Linked DNA regions of Homo sapiens: region 1 is linked to region 2. A link is an interaction called in ENCODE POLR2A ChIA-PET data of the cell type or tissue named here. Cell type or tissue: GM12878. All regions are shown on one strand. Links, peaks and the distances in the headings refer to the core of each region. The heading gives the core; the rest is flanking DNA.

Region 1 (12,715 bases), core at 1,953-9,952, 560 kb after region 2:
CTGAGGGTGCAAAGTACACTTTTGTAGCAATGGTCTGTGCATGGCTCTGGCTATTACAAATCTATTTTAATGTCCATAGATTCTGCATCTTTTAAAAAAGAAAAATAATAAGAAAAAGAAAAATACGCTGGTTGCTCAGACACAAGTGAACAAAGATGCAGATCAGCTATTTAAGTAGGTTGACACACGGCACGTGAGATTTAATTTTGACAATTTCTACTTTGCAAACTATTGTTGCAAGGGAGTGGAGAAGAGGAAAAATGGAGAAAGCACTTCATGGATGAAAGGGGACGCAGTCAGAGTCTATAAAAGGGGTCCCAGAGCCATGGAGCTACCTTCTGTAAAAATGCTTCACGACCCGGCGCGGTGGCTCACTCCTGCAATCCCAGCACTTTGGGAGGCTGAGGCGGGTGGATCACGAGGTCAAGAGATCGAGACCATCCTGGCCAACATGGTGAAACCCGATCTCTACTAAAAATACAAAAATTAGCCAGGTGTGGTGGCGGGCGCCTGTAGTCCCAGCTACTCAGGAAGCTGAGGCAGGAGAATCACTTGAACCTGGGAGGCAGAGGTTGCAGTGAGCCAAGATTGCACCACTGCACTCTAGCCTGGCGACACAGCGAGACTCCGTCTCAAAAAAAAAAAAAAAAGCTCCCAATGGAGGAAGCACTGGGATAGCTGAGGAATGCAGGAGAGACAACTATTGTTTCTGAACAGTAGCAAAGAGAAAAATATTGAGTTTAGAGTGTAAGCATCTGTAGAAGATCAAGCAAGGGAATAAATGCAATGGCATCATTCAACTTTAGGAACTCTGAGGATATTTGACCAATTTCTGACTTTTTTTTTTTTTTTGAGACAGAGTCTCACTCTGTCGCCCAGGCTGGGGTGCAATGGTGCAATCTTGCCTCACTGCAACCTCTGCTTCCCGGGTTCAAGCAATTCACCTGCCTCAGCCTCCAGAGTAGCTGGGATTACAGGCATGCACCACCACACGTGGCTAATTTTTGTTGTTGTTGTTGTATTTTCAGTAGAGATCAGGTTTCACCATGTTGGCCAGGCTGGTGTTGAACTCCTCACCTCAGGTGATCCACCCACCTCAGCCTCCCAAAGTGCTAACATTACAGGTGTGAGCCACCATGCCCAGCCCCATTTGATTTTATAAGCAAAATTATATCTAGTTCTAAATTATTCCAGACTAATGGGTATTTACTATATCCTTGCATGCCAGCATATAAAATGTGCTTAGCGAGACAGAAAGTGGTTAATAATTCTTCCAACCTTGATGCAAAGATGGTGAGGACAGAGTTAAGAATAACTAACATTTATATGGGACTTACCATGTGCCAGGCATGGTTTTGAGTGTTTTATGTTAATTTACTTACACCATATTCTTTTTTTTTTTTTTTTTTTTTGACAGGGTCTCACTCTGTTGCCCAGGCTGGAGTGCAATGGCTTGATCATGGCTCACTGCAGCCTTCACCTTTGGGGCTCAAACAATCCTCCTGGCTCAGCCTCCCATGTAGCTGGGACCACAGGCATGCACCACCACACTTGGTTAATTTTTAATTTTTTTTTGTAGAGACAAGGTCTCACTTTGTTGCCCAGGCTGGTCTTGAACATCTGAGCTCAAGCCATCCTCCCATCTCAGCCTCCTAAAGTGCTCGGATTACAGGTGTGAGCCACTGCACAGCCACCACTTTCTAATATTAAAAGGGATGGATTGCGATTTTCCCTATTTTATGTTTGCCCAAATTGATATATTAAAAGGCTACCTTTTTCTCAAGGTCAGAGAGCCTAGTGGCAGAGCTAGGATAAACCTGAGAAATCTGACTCCAGAGTTTAATTCTTTTTTTTTTTTTTTTTTTTTTTTGAGATAGAGTCTTGCTCTTGTTTCCAGGCTGGGGTACGGTGGCATGATCTTGGCTCACTGCAACCTCCACCTCCCAGGTTCAAGCGATTCTCGTGGCTCAGCTTCCCAAGTAGCTGGGACTATAGGTGCCCGTCACCATGCCTGGCTAATTTTTTGTATTTTTAGTAGAGATGGGTTTTCACCATGTTGGCCAGGCTGGTCTCGAACTCCTGGCCTCAGATAATCTGCCTGCCATGGCCTCCTAAGGTACTGGGATTACAGGCATGAGCCACCACGGCTGGCCCAGAGTCCAATTCTTAACCATCACGCCATGTTGTCTCCTTCTGATACAGCAGAGCCCATTCTCCCATATTGGTAACATTTTCCTTAGAATATCAATGGACAGGTCTATCTGCACAGTGACTCAAGTGCAAAAACTGGAGCTTCTTCCACACTTTAACACATTACAATGCCAGTGAAAATAGGCATCTATTCCTGTACCCTTATGTATCTCACATGTCTTTATAGAATTGGGTTGACAACTTGGAACCATTCTAAATTCTGAACATTCTAGAACATTCCAATTCTGCGTTATGTGTCATCCAGCAGATGAGGAAAGAAAATCAAAAGCTTTAGGATGATAAATTCCTTTATTATCTTGTCCCTTAACTTCTATCTTCTGACCTAACTTCTAGGAACAACTCTCCTCTTGTACTGTACGCAATAGTTCTACTTAAAGACTGTTCCATGAAAGGAACAAGCTCTCATGACTCTCCATGCCTTCACCAATGGGCTAATTGCTGAACACATTCACTAGTTTTTTTTTGGAGAATATAAATTACTGTGGTCAGTAATCAAAAGCCAATGGACAGTGTTTCTCTTGAGTGGCTGTATTACCAATCATGCTTTATTTTTATTCTCCTTCCTTCCTTCCATAGGGGAGGAAAGACTTTTTCTCTCTCCTGTTAGGTTCTGTGGTTGGTCCTGAGAATTAAATAGACAAAAGACAGGTTAATAGGAGGGAAAGCATACAAATGTTATTTGATACTAATGTGTTTATGTGTATATGGGGCCTTTCATATGTAAGAAATGAGAATTCAAAGAGGTGAAAAGGCACAAGAACCTATATATCATTTTAACAGATAATAATAAATTATGGAGACATGGACAGTCAAGGGAGAAAGGGGTTTGGGTTTGGGGAGGCAAACCATGGGACAGTTACTAAGAAATACATAGGGAAAATTAATGGAAGGCAAATATAATTTTAGTAGGCTTGTTTGTATGGATTCATCTCAGCTTCGACTCCCCATCTCTGACAAAAATTCTCTCCTCTTCCTGGCACCTGGGGGGTACTTTTCTTACAGAAAATTTATGCCCCACTTTTATATACATAGAAAGTGGGGAGACAGCTCTTCCTGGATCTGCTATTTCTCAATCATCTTCAGCTCTAAATAATCTTCCTGGATCTGCTGTTTCTTGATCATCTACAGCTCAAAATAATCAATGTCCCAAAATAATATATTTTGGGGTGGCATACTATGACCCCTTTCACGTGTTTTCTTCTCATCTTTTTCTTCCTTTCTTTCATTCTTGTCCTTCTTTCATCTTTTTTCTCTTTTCTTTTTTCTATTTTTTGTAGCCTCTGGTTGTTTTTACATCACATTTTAACTAAATAAAGCAATAAAACTGTTTCTTCTGATTGTTTTTGCAGCAAGTATTCATCACATTTATAACTAAATAAGACACTAAAATGATTTCCATCTTGAAGAAAAAAGTGCTTCAAAATAAACACAATGATACCTTAAAATTGAACCACAATTTCTACCTGTTTCTCTTCCAATTGTTTGTTGAGGTTTCTGATGAGAATCGCTGGGTTGGCTTGGCAGAGAGACAGATCCTGAAGCATCTATTTCTGTTTTCTGCTTCTGTTTTGGCTCGAATTCTGGGTCTACCAGTAGTCTAAATGACCTCCACTTCCTCACTTTGACTCTACATACGTCTGACTGGCTGTGTTTGAGCCTGCCATACAAACAGAGGTGTGCAGTTCTCTTTAAACACCACTGTTCCATATATTTTCTTTCATACGATATTGAGTTAGACTCAGCAACCACCCCAATTATTCTGCCAGTTTTTCTTTATTATGCTTGACAACTACTTGGTGAGAGAATGGATTTTTCTTTGTGAAGTCAGCACACAGCCGCCGGTTGATTCTCTGAGAGAACAAGATATTTCACGAGTAACTGGATAAATGGGCCAACCTGACAGGACAGCAGGCCCTTGCCTCCAACAGTGCAAGAGAGCCTCTGTCAAGAGACCATGGCATTCCTCCCGTTTGGGAACTGATGACAGGATGGCTACAGTAAGCTGCAGCCAGATATTCTGCTAAGGAAACGAATAAGCAGAGAGATGAATATTTTGTATGCTTCCCATGTGTTCAGCTCTATCAGGCAGTCTCTCACACTTTATCTAATACATCTTCTCTGCTCTTCTTGACATAAAATTATCTTAAATTTTTACATGCAGAAAACTTATATATAAGGAACTAAAAAAATTAATCTGTTTAAAAGTTATACAGTGCGCAAGTGAGAAGCCAGATTTCAAAGAGAAACCAAACCTCTTGGAAACTTTGAAGGCCGACAGCATGGAGGTGGTTTGAGTGGACCCCAAACGGATGTGAACTGCCTCCTGACACTGGCCCAGTAAATGACTGGTTGTGGTGTACTGAGATAAACACTTTTAATTATTTTAAATATGAAGTAAAATCTAGAAAAAAATGTCCAGCAGAAAAAAAAAAAAAAAAAAACAACAACCAGCTCTTCTGGTTGTCATGGAGATAAGCCATTTAGCACTGCAAAGCCTTCCATGGGGAAGCAACGGCAATGGAGATTTCCAACTCCCAAGAACCGCATTCAAGGAGAGTTTCAACTTCCACTTGTCTTCCGAGGTCTGTTGTCTCTGAAAAAAAAATTTGTTGGGGAGGTAGGTATTTAAACTCATTTCCTGGGATAGAAAATCTAAGTAGCACATGCATATCCACAGAGCTTTGTTTCAGGACCCATAATGGGAACAAGTTTCCATTTCCTGTGAGGTGTGTACATAGTGTGTGTGTGTGTGTGTGTGTGTGTGTGTGTGTGTGTGTTAGAGAGAGAGAGAGCACCAATGAGCTCTCTAGAAACCATCGGAAGTGCCAGCTTGTAGAAGTAAACATAAAGCCCAGGCAAAGGACGAAAGAGAAAAAATTAGTTTGTCTCTAAAAGGAAACAGCCTTTAGATAGGAATGCATGTGAATCAGAAGAAACATGAAACTCTCATTCCTGGCTATACCATCTGCCCCACTTGTGAGGCACCGGCTAATTGTTGAGACACTGCTAGTGAAAATTGTGCAGGTTCACAGACTCTTAGGCAGCTGCTGTTTAGGGAAGTGTGGCGGCCGAGGGCCGACCTGGACTTCCGTTCTGGGAACTGGGGCTTCTCAGGAGAGTGGGTTTAGGGTAGCTGTGGCATGGAGGGTCCACAAGTTTCAGAAAATAGTGCCAGAGTGAAGTTACACTGGAGAAGAAGAGGTGGTCATACTACGGCATTCATTGCAAGGATGGAGACAAGGAGGTGAAGGCAGGCGGAGGCCCAGGTGCCAACTGATAGAGACAGGAGTACAGAGAAGACATGAGGGAGGATGGATAGAAGACAGAGTGGCTGAGGTTCCCTGCTGTGCTGAAGTTTTCAACGCAGTGCCTAAGCCTTAGCCCTTGGGTGGTGGGGAACAAGTCAAGCACACAAGGGGAATTAGAGAAGACCCACGCCTCCTTCTCTAGACGTGGAGGCAGGGAGTCAGGGAGGGCACATGGTTCATGTGGGTGCACACAGGAAATGAGAGAACGGAAACCACAAGTCAAGGGGCTTGCTGTCTTCTTGTCTGTTTGGATAAAAATAGAGCTACTGACTCAGCAGACAGTTTTCAACCTACCTTCAAGGCTCCCTGCTATAATTTTTTATTTCATTTCTTAATTTAAATTAGTTGATCACAGAAAAAGGCAGGTGATTTAAGCAGACCATATACTTCATTTAAGTCAAGGAACCATCATTGACACACCTAGCATTGTTGCATGCATATTCGTTGAAAATTCATCCATGAACTAACCATCATGATTAGGTACTGGTGATGGACAACTAAAATGATGGTAACTAAGTTAATGTACATTCCATATGTTATTCATTTCCAACATTTTTGATAAAGTAAGGAAATGGATAAGAGGGATACATTTTCAAGTCTGATAATGAAATAGATGTGCAAAACTGACAGTGGGACATATGTGGTTTTCAGAAGGAAAATGTTCATGAAAAAAGAGCTTCTCCATGATGGTCAAATGACAGGAAAGAAGCTGCATGCAGATGAGAAGAACTAGCACAAAGGGGAGTGTGAGAAGATGGGATAGCGGAAGCAGAGGTTGCATCAAACACTCGGAAGAGATCTTCTTATGAACATGACTATATCCATCAGTGTTTTCTCCTTCTTCTCCTAAAGAAGCAAGCAGACAAACAAACAAAAAACTAGAAGAATTTCCTAAGTCCTGCAAATTCAACTGTCCATGAAATTTAGAAATCAGATGATATGCTGACTTCAAAATACCTGTAGGGACTTTCAAAAGCCCCAAATAAGGCAGAAGCAGATGGAAGGAAGAGCAGTAGGAAAGAGTAGGAAAAATCAGAAGCTCAGAGAGTAATGAGTGGACTCATAAGAAGGAAAATTCAGGAAGATCCATAAAAATGCAAAAACTGATAGTCTGGTAGTACAAGAGCTATATTTCTCATTTGCAACAGTGGATATCTTGTGCCAGGACAAGGAAAGCTGGTGGTAGAAGTCACGATGGCCCCAGAAATGGAAATCCAGTCTCACACAGAAGAGCAATATTCACAGTGAGCATTCTGTTTCTGTGGCAGTGAAGGAATAAGCCCTTTGCTGTGAAGCCAGGACTGCCCTGCTTTGTCTCTGCCTATAGGACTAGTCTGCCAATAGCTGGGTCATAAAAAACCAAGTTTTTAATGATAAACAGTAAGAAAATTTATTGTGAATAAATATGTGGAAAAGATCTGCAAAGCTTTCCAACTGATACGGATTATTCTCCTAAAAACAGTGCCACTGAGCAAAGATGAACTGCAACCAAACATTTTGCCAGATTTTAAGGAGCATAATGAAGCAATTACTACTAAGAAGGAATGCCACAAAGTGGAAATGTAATAATTCCAGGAGAATGCCGAGAGACAACTGCAGGTTATAAGACAGGAATGAGGAGAACTCAGAAAATAAATAGAAGAAAAAGCGAAACCGTCATAGAAACGAAAAGGAAATCCAGTGGTCACAAGAGAGAATCGACGGCGTGATAAAAAGACAAAGAGTCCTGAAGGATAGAAATGAGAAAAATAAAGTAATATAGTAACATATAGTGAAAAAGCCCTAGAAAGAAAATGATAGATGTAAAATAAATGTCACTGGATTTTTTCTTTCTTTCTCTCTCTTTTCTTTCTTTTCTTTCTTTCTTTCTTTCTTTCTTTCTTTCTTTCTTTCTTTCTTTCTTTCTTTCTCTTTCTTTCTTTCTTTCTTTCTTCTTTCCTTCCTTCCTTCCTTCTTTCCTTCCTTCCTTTCTTTTTTTTTGACACAGAGTCTCGCTCTGTCACCCAGGCTGGAGTGCAGTGGCGCCATCTCAGCTCACTGCAACCTCTGCCCCCTGGGTTCAAGTGATTCTCCTGACTCTGCCTCCTAAGTAGCTGGGATTACAGGTGCGTGCCACCACACCTGGCTAATATTTGTATTTTTAGTAGAGGTGGTTTCGCCATGTTGACTAGGCTGGTCTCAAACTCCTGACTTCAAGTGATCCACCCTCCTTGGCCTCCCAAAGTGCTGGATTACAGGTGTGAGCCACTGCTCCCGGCCAGAATTTTCAAAGATGAGTGAAATAGAACAAATAGGCAAGGCATAAGTTAAATAAAATGAAACAAATCTGCATGCTGAACAGGCATACTATGAGCCAGAAAATACTCACTGCAAATTGTCAGCATCAAAATATAATTTTGTGAAATTGTTGAACTAGAAAAAGGAAAGGAGACATCTTTGGGAAGCCAGGTAAAAATACTGTCACTAAAACAAGGGAACAAATAGGGCTGGCTTTAGATGTTTCCAGAGCAACATGAAGACCGAGAAACAATGCTTATAAGACATAGATGAAAATAAATTGTGGGCCAAGGATTTTCATGAGGCCAAGCTCTCTTTATAGTATAACCAATGCCAAAAAAGAGTTTCGATCTGCAAACCTCAGATTATATTTTTCCTATAAGCCTATGTTGGGATAACTGCTGAAGAATGAGGTTTCTTCAACTAAGAGATGACTAAGAAACTGAGGAAAGTATAGCAAAAGGACTAATAGTAGTGCATGAATATGTTTAACTGTACAAATAAGACTGAAATGGTGGGGGATCAGTGAGGCAGGATAAAATACCAATGGTATATGCCCAAACAAGGTATAAATGCTATGAGTGATAAACGTAGGAGAGGAAGAGGGAAAGAGTATGAGTAGATAGGTTTGCTAATTGCTTCATCTATAAAGCTAGATATCAAAGGTATCATTTAAAACTCACAAACCAGGAAATAGAAGCAGTAGCATATTTCATACTACATAGTTAAGTACCAAGAAAGGTAATACTATTAAATGAAATTGGGTCATGGAGAGTAGGGAGGAGGAGATAAGGAGATAATAGCTATGAACTAAAGAGAGTGCTGGTGATAATGCATAAATTTGCAATTGTAAGGGTAATCAACCATTAAACAAAAATATTTTTTAACTCTGTGATGAAAGTACTATTCATGGAGTGCATAGTAAAAGACCTTTAAGTATCACGAACACATAAACATAAAAGGTAGAACTAAAGCTTGACATATCTATCACATTAACAAGTTAAATGAGTTTAACTTATCTATTAATACAAACGGATTTCAGGTTGGATCAAAACCAAACACAACTCGATGCTGAATGAAAACAGCATTCCTAAAACAGAGCTTCAAAATCATGGAAATAAAAGTATATAAATATAAAATAACAGATAGAGATACGCTAGTCAAATGCAATTGAGAAGAAAATGATCACAAACTTTCATATCAGACAGCATGGAGTTCAGGCCAGAACAAGACGGACAAGGGCACTTTGTAATGCCAACTTGTGTGAGTCATAATGAAAACACATTAGCCCTGCTCTAAATATGAAATAACAGCCACAGTCATGAAGCAGGATTAAAGGAGACACAAGAAATCGAAGCAAACTGGTAGAAGGAAATCTTAATTTATCTCTGTCAGTCATGACAGTTCAAGTACAAAAGAAAATATGGATACAGTAGTTCTAAATAACATTACATGATTGATCAATATGTATCTAACATTCTATCCTGAAGACACTGAATAAACCCCTTTCAAAGTGGCCCCAGTGCTCTCAGTACACATTGTATACCCACATACAGTATACATTGGGCCACAAAGATATCCTAAATAATGCCCCCAAACTACAAAGAATACAGGCAGTTTTCTCTGATCACAATGCAGTAAGACTAGTAGTTAATGAAATTGGATAACTAAAAGTTCTTTCAACCTTTAAAATATATATAATATTTATATTTAAAATATTTATATTTATATTTAAAATATTTATATATATATTTAAAATATATGTATATTTTAAAACTCTATCTCCTAATTAGTGACATGCTAAAAAAAAAAAAGCCCCATATCTTGAGTAATTATTGGATAAAAGGAGAAATACAAATGAAAATTGGAAAATGTCTAGCTACACACCACCCAATGAGGTTGCCATGAGCCATGTGTGGCTTTTTTTTTTTTTTTTTTTTTTTTTGACGGAGTCTCACTCTGTCACCAGGCTGGAGTGCAGTGGCGTGATTTCAGCTCACTGCAACCTCCACCTCCCAGGTTCAAGCGATTCTCTTGCCTCAGCCTCCCAAGTAGCTGGGACTATAGGCGCGCACCACCACGCCCAGCTAATTTTCATATTTTTAGTAGAGACGGGGTTTCACCATGTTGGCCAAGATGGTCTCGATCTCTTGACTTTGTGACCTGCCTGCCTTGGCCTCCCAAAGTGCTGGGATTCCAGGCATGAGCCACCATGCTTGGCCCGTGTGTAGCTATTTAAAATTAAATTTAAAAGTCAAATTAAAAATTAAGTTCCTCACCTCACAAATACCAGCCGCATTTCAAGTTCTCAATACCCACAGATGGCCAGTGACATTCCCCTTATCCCAGAAAGTTCTACTGCATAGCACTGATCTAGAACATAACTAGAATAAAAACATGACAGGGGAGGATGTATCCAGCACAGCTAAAGCCATGCACAATAACCTCCTCATAACAGCAACAAGAACATATGCCAAAAAATGAGGGAAAACAAACACATTTCTATCTTATCCAAAATGTTAGAAAAAGAACTACAACACAAGCCTTGAATGAAGATAAAAGCAGAATTTAATGAGTTAGAAAATAGAGGAACAGTAGCCCTAATAAATAAATCTATAAACCGTTTATGAGAAAAACATATAAGCTGAAAAACCTACTTTTTGCAAAGGGTAAACATACAATATAAAATTTAAAAAAGAAATGGAAAAGGGAATATAACCAAAATAACAGAGATGATTAAATGAATGAGACTACTTCCCTCAAATCTCCGGAAATGATTTGAAAACCTGAAGGAGATAAATACTATTGCTGGAAAAATTTTAAAGTAATTATATTAATACCCAAATGTTATGAAATTTAAGAAAACCAACCTATCAACAAATCTCACTTATGAATAGTGATTCCAAAACTCTAAATAAACGTGAACAAACAGAATTCAGCAACACATTAAAAGAATTCTAATCAAGTAGGGCTAAGGCTAGAATTTCAAAGCTGATTCAGTATTAGGAAATCGATATAATTTGTCATCTTAATAGAAAAATCACATCACTATCTACATAGTCTCTCAAAGGCATTTAAAAAATTTCAATAAATTCTTGATGAAAATAATAAAGTAGAAATACATGAACACTTTAATATAATACTTTATATAATAAATATAAAACTTCTTTAATATAATAAAATATTGGTATCTCAATTCAGAAGCCAGTACTAGAGACATTTCCATTAAATATCAGGATGAAATCAGGAATGCCCACTAATGTTATTATTATTTAATATTTCACTGTAGAATTATATATAAAATTTGTTGAAAAAATTGAGATTTAAAAGTGGAACAGAAAATGTAAAACCATTACTATCTGCAGATGACAATAAAACTAAATATTTGGAAAACTGAAGTCAACTCATTGATCAATTTTAAAAACTATAAGAGAATATACTAAAGGAATAAGGTATAAAATTATTACACAGAAATCAATAGCTTTCATATATATTAACAGTAGCCCGTTAGAAGATATAATGGAAGCAAAGAACCCATTTACAACAGCAACCCAGAGATAAAATACATAGGAATAAACTCAACACAACATGTGCAAGATTCAGATGAAAAGCATTAAAATGACCATCATCTGCTCCTAGACCCAACAGTTACACTTCTGGCCATTTATCACATAGATGTCCGGGCACATATTGAAAAGATATATTTTGAGATTATTAGTTACAGCACTGTCTGTAATTGCAGACAGGAAATAATCTAAGTATCTAGTAATAAAGAACTAGTTCATAAAATACGGTATATGATTTACCCAAGTAATGGGCTATCACACAGCTGTAAACCAGAATAAGAGAGCTTTCTATAGGTTGATACGGAAAGCTCTCCAACCTATAGTGTTATTTTAAAAAGCAAGAGGTGGAATAGTGTGAACAGAGTTTCTCTTTTTTGTGTTAAAAAGGAAAAAAAAATACGGTTGTTTATTTACTTTTATTTGTATGCCTTCCTACTCTGAAAGGATACATAAAAAATTCATGACAATGGTAACGTGTAGATGAGTAGCAGGCATTTGTAAGAGCCTTTTCACTGTATTCCTTTAAATACATTTTTAATTTTTTAAACTATGTGTGTGAATTAGCTATTCAAAAATAAATAAAAAATATTTAGGAGAAATACACAAAGAGTTTAGAGAATGGTGCATGGCAGCCTAACTTAGGTTGTTTTTTTAAAAAACAAACAAACAAACAAACAAAATTATTTTTTAACTCAGAATTGGGAGGCCGACCATGCATATTACAGGGCGGAGGCATTTAGAAGACTGCTGATCTTTGACCCAAGATCCCCTGCAAAGGTTTTTTCGTTTTGTTTTGTTTTCTGAGACAGAGTCTCCCTCTGTTGCTCAGGCGGGAGTGCAGTGGCGCGATCTCGGCTCACTGCAACTTCCGCCTCCCGGGTTCAAGCGATTCTCCTGCCTCAGCCTCCCCAGTAGGTAGGACTACAGTCGCGTGCCACCACACCCGGCTAATTTTTTGTATTTTTAGTAGAGACTGGGTTTCACCATGTTAGCCAGAATGGTCTCAATCTACTGACCTCGTGATCCGCCCGCCTCAGCCTCCCAAAGTGCTGGGGTTACAGGCCTGAGCCACTGTGCCCGGCCTCTTTGTTTTTTTGTTTTTTTTTCTGGAACCTAGCTTTAGGTGAAAAACACTTGCTCTAATTTTCTGGCTTGCTGCAGTCAGCAGAATGCTTCAACAAACGGCCTGGACAGTTGCCGGGTATCCCCATAGAACAGGCTGAGTTTTCCAAGACGTCCCATTAGTTCTTGCTGCCTGCAGAGGCATTCAGAGACAGCAACATTGAATGTGGAAAGACAAGCCCAATAGCACTGGTATCAGCTATTTTTCTTGTAAAATACCGTATTTTGATG
Region 2 (9,992 bases), core at 1,993-9,992:
ATCAAAGGGAAACTTGACAAGTAGCACTCCCCATCGCCCCCACCAATGCTCCCCACTGTTCCCCTAATCCTAATACAAAGTGAAACCAGTAGCACCTTAGGAATGTAGAAACACACTTGCAGGTATCCCACACCTAGGTCAAACTCATATAACCTTGCAGACCAATTTTCTAGTGTTTGGGGCTTTAAAGGAACAGTTCCCCTTCCTTCCTCACCACCAAGACAAGAAAGCAAACAGGAACTCCATATTTACAGGTCAAGGTACCGGAAGGCTCCACAGCCAGGAAGGCTGGCAAGGTGGCTGCGGATTCTCAGGTGGGGACATAGACGTTGGTGTCCACCTGCTTGGGAGAGACAGGTGCACAGGAGGGGGAGCCCCCCAGGCCTGAGAGTGCAGACAGTGGGCCCCAGAGAGTAGTGCGTAGAGGCCCCTGGGCCCCAGGAGCACTCAGGCCTATGCTTGGGGTCAGGACACAGAAACTTGAGGGGTCTTGGGTCGTCCTTCTCCAGCTGGCCCACGCAGTCATAGGAAGCAGGCTCTCTGAGGTGAGGGGACCCCAGAAATGATGATGGACGTGGTGCTGGGGGCATGGAAACCCGTAGAGGGTCACGGGGTGAACCCCAAAATGCTGGGCAGACCTAGGACCCCACAACAAGAGTCCACAGCACAGTGCATAACAAGCCTGAAAGATGTCCTTTCCCTCTATCCCAGCCATCCTACTTTGGGAACGCGTGCCAAGCAAAAGAGACATGGTTATTTACGACATTTCAATAACTCACAGCAAGTCATGGCATACTGAAAAGTGTAAAAATGTTTTAGTATAATTGTTATTGATGTGGAGGAAAACCGCAGTATAATACTATGTGATCAAAGTGGCATACCATGGACTACAAAGCATGAAGCCAGTGATGGACTTAGACAAAAAAGCCTGGAAAAAATGTCACATGAGCCTCCCAGTAATCCAGAAGCTCCGGTTTGCCTCAATTATAAAGGATTTGGGGGTTATAGTCTGTATTTGCTGAAGTTTCTACAGTGAATTTCATTTATGACTGGAAAACAGGATGTTCAAACCCATTCTGCTCCTATCATCACTCAATGTCATCAAAACTTATAACTTGTAAAAACTGACTTTCTATTACTAAGGAAACTTGGTGTTCATTATTGAATTTATACACAAGGACTTCAGTGTAGACCAGGCAGAGGTGTGGAACTACAGGATATCATGTGCTGAGCACCCCAAATCACCCTCGATCCCATGACATTGGATGTGAACCTTTAGGGGGATCGACCAAGGCAGCTTTATAAGAAAACATGCTGGCTGGGCGTGGTGGCTCACGCCTGTAATCCCAGCACTTTGGGAGGCAGATCACCTGAGGTCAGGAGTTCAAGACCAGCCTGGCCAACATGGTGAAACCCCATATCTACAAAAAAAAAAAAAAAAAAAAAAAAATTAGCCGGGTGTGGTGGCACACACATCCGTAATCCCAGCTACTTGGGAGGCTGAGGCAGGAGAATTGCTTGAACCTGGGAGGCGGAGGTTGCAGTGAGTTGGGATCGCACCACTGCACTCAAGCCTGAGTGACAGAGTGAGACTCCGTCTCAAAAAAAACAAAAAACAAAAAACATGCTTACGGGTCCCATTTGTGATTTACATTGTTTAAATCAGAATGTTACTGAAATATGAGCAGCATAAACTTACTATTCCTGTGGTACATCAACAAGGATAAAGACAAAGTACATTTATGAATTAACTACAAGGAAAATGAAAATGAACCAGAAAACCTAGTTAGAATTCCAGCTCTGCCACTGCTGGTTGGTGACCTTCTGCACGTGGTTAATCCTCTCTCAGCCTGTTTCTCTCTGGGTAAAATGCCCTTAATGAGAGTACTGACATGTCTTTTTTGAAGGTTAAATGATATGATGTTTGGTGGACTCATTATTCATCATTGTTCTGGGGAACGTCAAATGCTGGACGCCAGGAGAGGGAGGGTTTCTCGGCCTCTCCATTCAGAAAGAGCCTGAATTGCTGCACTGAGCCGGATAAAACCTTCACATAATTCTGAGTATTGTTTAATCTTTAATCAACGTGAAACTACGTGTCCCGAGGGAAGCTGAAGCCACTTTCTTTCTTTGACCTCGTGTTTATGTTGTCCTACTTTGACATGGTTTGGAATCCATAGTTTTAGCCTCTTTCCTCTTTGTACAGAAGTTCCCATAGAGGTTGCAAATTGTTGTTATTTAAGTAATGTCTGCTGAGGAGGAAATCGGAGGAATGGGAGGAATAAGGCAAATTACTTGGCATACATTTTACGAGGAGCTTCCTAATGGAGCTAAGAACATGGCTGTGGTCAAAGCTGTGAAGTCTGGGGAAGATCACTGACCTCTGTTGGCCTGCTGAGGCCCCTGAGCTCAGGCAAGCAGCCAGTCTTTACCCTCACGCCCCAGGCTCAGTGCTCCAGCCGAGATCTCAGGGTCCTGCTCAGTGCCACCAAATCTATCAAGAGTAAGTTTTGTGCAATCTTTTGCTCCGTTTTATGGAAGACACAACAAAAAGGAACTCATGGGTCAGAAGGGATTTCCAGCATTTTTTAAAAAGTGTACAAATCCATGCAAATATAACAAAGAAAGATAAGAAGAACATTGGGGAAAAATAAAGAAAAAGATATGAGTTAAGGAATTCAAAAAGGATGAAAAACCAGAAAAAGCTAAAAAAAAAAGAAAAAATGGAAAGAACACCTGCCTTTTGGACTTTGGGGGCTTAAAAGTGTGTTTCAGACCAGTTCCTTGGTTTGATGTTGACACAAACTTGTGAATTTAGTCCAGCAGAAATTATCTTCATGATCTCCATCTCTGTGATGTAGGGAGATTAAGTCATTTGGCCAAAGTCAACCCACACACTCACTCACATGCACACAAAGTGCCGGCAGGAGTGAGACCTGAAGCTGGGCGTCTCAACTGCCAATCCGCTTTACTACGACAAGGAGCTGGCTTGCAAGGAAAGAGAGAAAAGAGTTTCTGAAAGTCCCTGGGGGCTGTGCCTGAGCCTGTACAAGTTTATAATCTCTGGCTGGCAGGGACGTACAGGTTAATGCTGTATTACAGATTTCTTCCTCAGCTTATCAAAATCCTTGGGTCCTTCTAAATAAGCACGTGCTAATTTATACACCAAAGCTTCCTCTGCTGCGTCTGCTCTGCATCAACTCTTTGCAATGTGCCCTGAGATTTGCTTTAAAGCCACAGATCAGCAATTTCATTGTGTGTGCATTCATTTGTTTGCTCAACAAATATTTATTGGGTTCCTAACATATGCCAGACATTGTGCTAGGTCCCCAGTATATAATGAGGAAACAAGACAGATTCACTCCCCATTGTGATTTAGGGGGATTGAGAGTGCTGTCATGCAGAGAAACTCTCCAAAGCAGTGGTGGGAGGGGCCCTTCCTGAGCCAGCTTCTCTCCTTGCTATTGCTCCTGTTGCCCTGCCATGGCAGGATCTCCACCCAGCCTCCCAGACTCTCCTGCACAGCGGCCCATTGAATCCTGCCTTCCTGTAGTAAGAACTTACGGTAGCTTGCTAATGGGGTGACACCCTTGCCTCTTGTGTGTGGACAGTGCAGTGGTTGTTTGCAGCAGGAAGTTTGCAATAGGCCCCCTCCTTGCTCCTGCATCCAAATTCAGGAGTTCTTTGGCTATCCAGTCAGGCGATTGGAAGAGACTGAGTCCCCCACATTATCCCCTAAACGATGTCCCACCAGAGAGTTTAGCCTGAGCACCTAAAAGCTGTCTTCTTATTCTACGTCTGCCAAATCCCAAATGATGATCACGATGCTCATTGTTCACTGAACCTCTTCCTTTTCTCCATTAGTAGAGCAATGTGGGAGTGGACGGGTAGAGAGAAGTTGGAAGTTGAGGATTTTGTGGCATGTTAGGCTTGCACTTCCCAAGTTAAATGCTGACCTTTATATTTGTGATGTGGTACCCATTGGTGGGGACCTAGAGGTGTAGGAAACAATGGGATGACAGAGCATCAAGAAAATGGAGGCAAAAGACCGTCTCCTCTCCCCCAGCCCCTCTAAGACATCCAGTGCTGTGTGAGGTGAAGAGTCACAGCTTGACGACCTGAGAAAAATCCTTTTGCTCTTCAGAGCTAAGTAAGAGTGTGCAGGAAAGAATTTCTCTTAAAGGACAAGAGCTGGGGCTCACTGGTGCCAGGATGATTGTTTAGGGTTAGAAGAGAAAATAAATGTGAGTATTTGTGTTATCCGCTGGAGCTGTCGTTTGTGCAAAAACTTTAATAAATCCCTTCCACGTATAAGCACTATGCTAGGTGCCAGGTATGCAAAGAATAGCAAGATATAAACCTCCTCCTTGGGATCTTATGATCCAGCTTAGGTTCTGGGAAAGGCATTTGTGTTGGAAAAACAAATAAATATTTAAAGAGTTTTTCAGTAAAATTGCATAAATCTACTTAGATGTTGAAAGCACAAGATGTCCTTGTTGGGGCAAATGGGTGACTAGGTGTCTGAGAAGCTGTAAAGGATGCATTTGGAACCCACTGGAGTGTGGTGAGCCTGTGAGCTGGGAGGCAGCCTGGACCTCATGATTTCCAGAAGCAGGAGTTTCTCCTTTTAGGTAGTGTCAGGGAGTCAAAGAGCTAGGGGGGCAGTGTCATTAGGGAGGAGGATGGTGTCAGAACCCGAGTAACCCTCCTCTTGGGACTTCCGGAGCTAGTCGGTGAAGAATTTAGAAGCAGGGCTCTTCCCATTTTGTGTATGTGTGATTCCATATTACTCATGGCCAGCAGGGATTGAAGAAAGCTCTGGTACATAGAAAGCAGGTTGACTAATTTCCCTTTCTTGGAAATCTGAGTGGCAAATCACAAAGGGTGTGAGTAAAGAGAAATGAGCTTTTTTTTTTTTTTAATCAAAGGAAGTTTAAAACGACATTGTTCTTGCTCTTTTCATAATATAAAATCTGTCATCATACTTCATGTAAGTAACTATAGATGGGAAGCCATTGACATTCAGTTAGAGGACAACAGAGAGCAGATTTCTGGGTTAGTTAAAATTAGATTTGGTCACACATAACAGAAAACCACAAAGCAATCAGTTGCTTAGGCAAGGTAGAGGTTCACTTCTCTGTCATGTAACTGTAATACTGGCTAGCAAGGTGGTCCTTACAAATTCATGCTCTGATCTTTCCACTCTGACATTTTCAGTGCATGGATGGCTTTTGTTTCCAAGGCCACCTCAAGGTCCAAAATAGCTGCTGGAGGTCCAGCTGTCACATTAAGGTAGGAAAGAGAAGAAAAGCAGAAATGCAAAACAAACTCTTGCTGACAATCTATGCCTTTCAATAAAACTTCCTGGAAAAGTCCCACTCAGCATTTTTATTTACATTGTATTGAGCCTAGCTTAGCCACATGGTCATGCCAAGCTGCAGGAGAGACCAGGAAATGTAATGTTTAGCACCCAGGTAAAAAGAAGTTTGGTCTTTAAGGAGGGGGGAGTGGATGGGTATTAGGTAATAAATGACAGTCTCTACTGCAAGGTTTTTTTTTTTTCTTTTTTTCTTTTCTTCCTTGTCCTTCTGTCTTTAGAGTCTAGGCCTCTTGTTGTGCCCTCTAACTTCCAATCCCACCCCACTCATGGAAGAAATAACTTACAATAGCTTTCTAATTGGCTAGATAGAGAGAGAGAGAGAGAGACAAAGAGAGAAAGATTAGATAGACAGAGAGACAGATACATAGAAATAGGTAGATTGATTGATTATAAGGAATATCCAATATTGTCCATGTGATCATGGAGGCTGAGAAGGCTTGTAATCTGCCATCTGCATCTTGGAGACTCAAGAAAGCCCATGGTGTAATTCATTCCAAGTCTGAAGGCCTGAGAAGCAGGGGAGCCAGTGGTGTAAATTCCAGTCTAAAATAAGCAGAAGAGAAGATGAGGTATCCCAGCTCAAGCAATGAGGCAGAAAAAAGGAGGTAAATTCCTCCTTCCTCTGCCTTTTTGTTCTATTCAGGCCCTCCACAGATTGAATGGGGCCCACAACACTGGGGAGGGCCATCTGCTTTACTCAGTTCCCCCATTCAAAGGCTAATCTCATCTGGAAATATTCTTACAGACACACCCAGAAACAGTGCTTAACCTGGGCACCCCACAGCCCAGGCAAGTTGACACATGAAATTAACCATCACGCCTCTCCCATGAAAGTCACATTCCCTCAACAAAGCAGGTCCTAGACGTTCAGATGTGGGTGGAGATTGAACAAACCCTTCCGGAGTGCACACTGTGTCCTGAGCACTACGCAAGACACTTCTGCGTCCCTTGTTCTCAGGGATACGGTCGACATATTGTGAGAGAATCCAGCTCCCCAGACGTGATATTACTCTAAATAGGCTGTGTCTTATTCATCTTTTTTCTTGGCACATAGTGGCCACTTATGAAGGCGGATGTCAGGAACTCTTACACATCCTCCTTCTTGCTCTTTTTCTCTCACTCTGCTCTTTCTCCTCCTTAGGAGCAGGGGAAAATGGAACTGAAGTGGGCCTGACTAAGCATTTCAACTTTCCAACCTGTTGTTAATATTTTCGTACAGGTTTTGGTATCTCTGTCTCTCAGCAGCAACCAGAGCCCAACACAAATGTGCAAATAGATAAAGTTAGTCTTTATTTCCCTTGGGGTTTCCCCTGCTGCTCCCTCTTTCCTGATGCAGAGGGCTGGCTAAGTGCTGGGATGTGTGGTGGAGACGTTGCTGATCAGGGCCTTTTTTTTCTCTTGAGACAGAGTCTCGCTCTGCTGCCCAGGCTGGAGTGCACTGGTACGATCTCAGCTCACTGCAATCTCCACCTCCCAGGTTCAAGCGATTCTCCTGCCTCAGCCTCCCACGTAGCTGGGATTACAGGTGCATGCCACCACGCCTAGCTAATTTTTGTATTTTAGTAGAGATGGAGTTTCACCATATTGACCAGGTTGGTCTTGAACTCCTGACCTCAAGTGATCTGCCTGCCTCAGCCTCCCAAAGTGCTGGGATTACAGGTGTGAGCCACCATGCCCAGACTGAGCAGTCTTTGTTCTCTCTACTCTCTCCATATGCCTGGCTCATGGTGAACATGCCTGGGTCAGAGGTCAGGGATGCCAACTTCACCAAAAGCAGAGGTGTATGTAAAGCTATTTCATATGGTACACCAAGTGGAGTTTATGAACTAAGGTCTCTCAGCCTCTCCCTGGGATCCAATCTTGTTGTTAGAAGTAGAAATCTAATTTTAGTTGGATTACTACCATGACAACATTTCTCTGCTTTAAACTATTCAAGCTTCAGGCAAGATAGTGTTGCTGACACTTTTCCCTATAACTTCCCCAAAATTACATATTTCTGCAAGTGAATGCATAATTTTCACTGCTTTTTTTTTTCAAAATTTTGAATCCCCCACAAGAATAATTAGAAATAATCATATGGTAGATCCTTGTTTTTGCAAGCAGTAATAGTACATACCTAAGTAAGAAAAAAGGATATAAAAGAAAAAAAAAAGGGAAAGACAAGCAATTATGAGGCTGTGTAGATTTAGCTCAGCATTTTTGTTAACAGGTCTGTATATTAAATTGAGCCTTTACCAAAAAAATATGGACATGTATTTTTTTAAACTTACAATGTAGAGAGTAAACATTGCAGAAATGATTAACACTTCAAATGATCTATGTGCTAATAATTTTGAGTTATTTTCTAACATATAAAATGTATAAGAGCCCCAAGACCATAGAGAAGGGTTTTCTAATGCCCACAGTTAAAAGTCCTTAATGCCAATGTGTTGCTTCAAAATGGCCTTTCTTGTTTACCACCTATAAGGTTGGGTGGAAGAGAACATCCTTCAGAAAATTTCTGTGTGCAGTTTCTCTCTGAGGTTGTCAAACCCTCCCAACTCTACCCCATCCCCCCAAAACCCCAGGTGATTTTAGGGTTTACCCTATCTTGCTCCTGTGATGCCATAGGCCCTTCTGCCACGAGGCAAAACCTCCCCTCCCATAGAAAGAGACACACTGGCGAGGGGAGTCAGGAAATTTGAGTTCTAACACCTGCTAATTACCTACACCTTTATGCCCAAGGTGTCTATAAAATGAGGAAATTGGAACAGATGATTTCTCAGGTCCTTTCTAGCTCGGTGATTCAGACTCTACTCTCTCCTATCTGAAATTCTGCAATGAGAATGTTCCGTCTTTGCCTTAACATAAATGTCCACGAAGGGATAGCATATTAATGCATATTTAGGAGTTTATATTTTAGTGTGAATTGTTTTGAGAATTATGATCAAGCTGTAAAACCCTAATTTCAGCCTTATTGCCGCTAATATAGGTAAGTTTACAAAGACTTACTGATTGTGTCTTGTTTTTCTTTTAATCTTTTACAAAGTGAGGATTCTCTTTCAAACTGTTGCTTGGATGGCTTGCATAGCTCCCTGCAGCCTAATTGCTTCAGAAACAGTGAAGTCTAATTACAAACCCTTCCGTGTTTTCTCTGATTTTAGTCTTCGTTCCTGTGTAGATTGATTTCAAAGTATGCCTTTGAAGATTAATCTCTTCCACTGAGCCCCAGTTAGGAAACAAGATTATAGCAATGGCAGCCAAAGTAACAGCTGGTTTTTTTGTTTGTTTGTATTTTGTTTTTTTTTTTTTGATTCACAAGTTGCTATACATTGTACTTTTTAATGGAAAAATCTCTGTATTTGAGCTCTTGTTATATTTTCTGTGGTATCTCAAAAATTCTCTTGGATATAAGCCATCTGGATTTTTCTGCAGTCCTCTCAAGTTTCAAAATAGTGATACTTAGAACGTATTTTGCAGGGTTTCTATCGGTCAAGGGCATGCAGTTCTGAAAATCTTGTGCTGTGAGGTCAGACAGGACCGTTGGCCATCTGCCAATTGACTTGCATTGTTTACCTTTTTAACTCACAACCCTGGAAACGCTGTTGGTGTCCCCCCGGCCTTCACTGGTTTTCTGAGTATCTGCCCCTTTGCCTGCTTGAAGTGCTTAGTCCTGGCTAGTGAAGCCTTTAGGAGTTCCCAATTTCTTGCTTCACAGGTTACTAAAAATGAAGACATATCTGTTAAGTGTTGCTCAAGAGACCAAAACATAATCCTAGGACAGGATGTCTGGAAAGGATGTCTTGCCTGTCACGCAGCATAATACATGGTAACAAGTACTGGCTTTGGAATTAAACTTCTATCCTTTCATTGCTAAATGGCTTTGGGAAAGTCACATTCCCATTTTGTACTTCAGTTTCTTCTTTTGTAAAAAGGTCATGCAAATATCTATCTTGCAGGTTTGTTGTGATACTTAGAGATTGTCTGTGAAGTGCCAAAATATGTGTGTGTGTGTGTATATATATATATATATATTTTTTTTTTTTTTTAAAGTCAACCTTTGGAAATTGCCCTCTGTTGTCGGATACTTTAGTTGTTTTCGGTGACTCCTTATTATAAATAATGTTAAACTATCTTATGAGAAAGGTTCTTCTACGCAAAGGCACCAGGGTCACCTAAGGTCCTGTCTGCTCAGGGCCCCTCAGAATGTCCCTGTCTACAGTAATCAGGAGAGTGTTTCTCCTTTGGTTACAGTGTGCAGGAATGAAGGGAAAAAGACTGGTAAACATATTAGGGGACATTCCAGTTGCATGAAAGGCATAAGTCCAGAGTCTTTTCATGCAACATGAAACCTTCATGCTGTGGCTAGGGTCCACTCTATAAAGAATATCTTTGCTCTTGCAATTTTCCATTGTGCAACAAGGACATGACTTTAATCAGACCATAAACCTCTTATTTCATGCTAGTCTGTGTCTTTTTATTGGTCTTAGTGTCCTCGTTTGTAGTTGTGCAGAGCTGTCATTTATCCCTTGAAAGGGAATTTCATAAGACATGTGATCCAGTGCACAGCTGTGTCAGTCCCATGAGAGGTGAATAAACTCGACAGGATGATAGTGGAGGAAGATCCAGGATG

The links. Peaks named below come from ENCODE experiments on the same cell type or tissue, not always from the same donor. Only the 100,000 strongest peaks of a DNase experiment are listed, where the experiment ranks them.
Region 1: POLR2A ChIA-PET joins it to region 2 with 5 read pairs; 2 of 35 experiments call an interaction of 5 or more read pairs at or near these places.

The regions. Positions count from the first base shown.
Region 1 is chr10:6,920,712-6,933,426 of GRCh38, reverse strand. All of the region lies in intron 3 of LOC105376387 (a long non-coding RNA gene), which reads left to right. Among named protein-coding and RNA genes, the nearest start is that of LINC00707, 150 kb to the right of the region's middle. RefSeq lists enhancers at 5,292-5,381, 5,113-5,532. In GM12878, for the core only: no CTCF peak of the experiment used is centred there; DNase peaks (open chromatin) are centred at 5,166 and 5,606; H3K4me3 peaks cover 2,137 bases; H3K27ac peaks cover 3,011 bases.
Region 2 is chr10:7,487,625-7,497,616 of GRCh38, reverse strand. No RefSeq gene overlaps it. Among named protein-coding and RNA genes, the nearest start is that of LINC02642, 20 kb to the right of the region's middle. RefSeq lists a silencer at 8,756-9,050. In GM12878, for the core only: no CTCF peak of the experiment used is centred there; a DNase peak (open chromatin) is centred at 5,129; H3K4me3 peaks cover 420 bases; H3K27ac peaks cover 2,102 bases.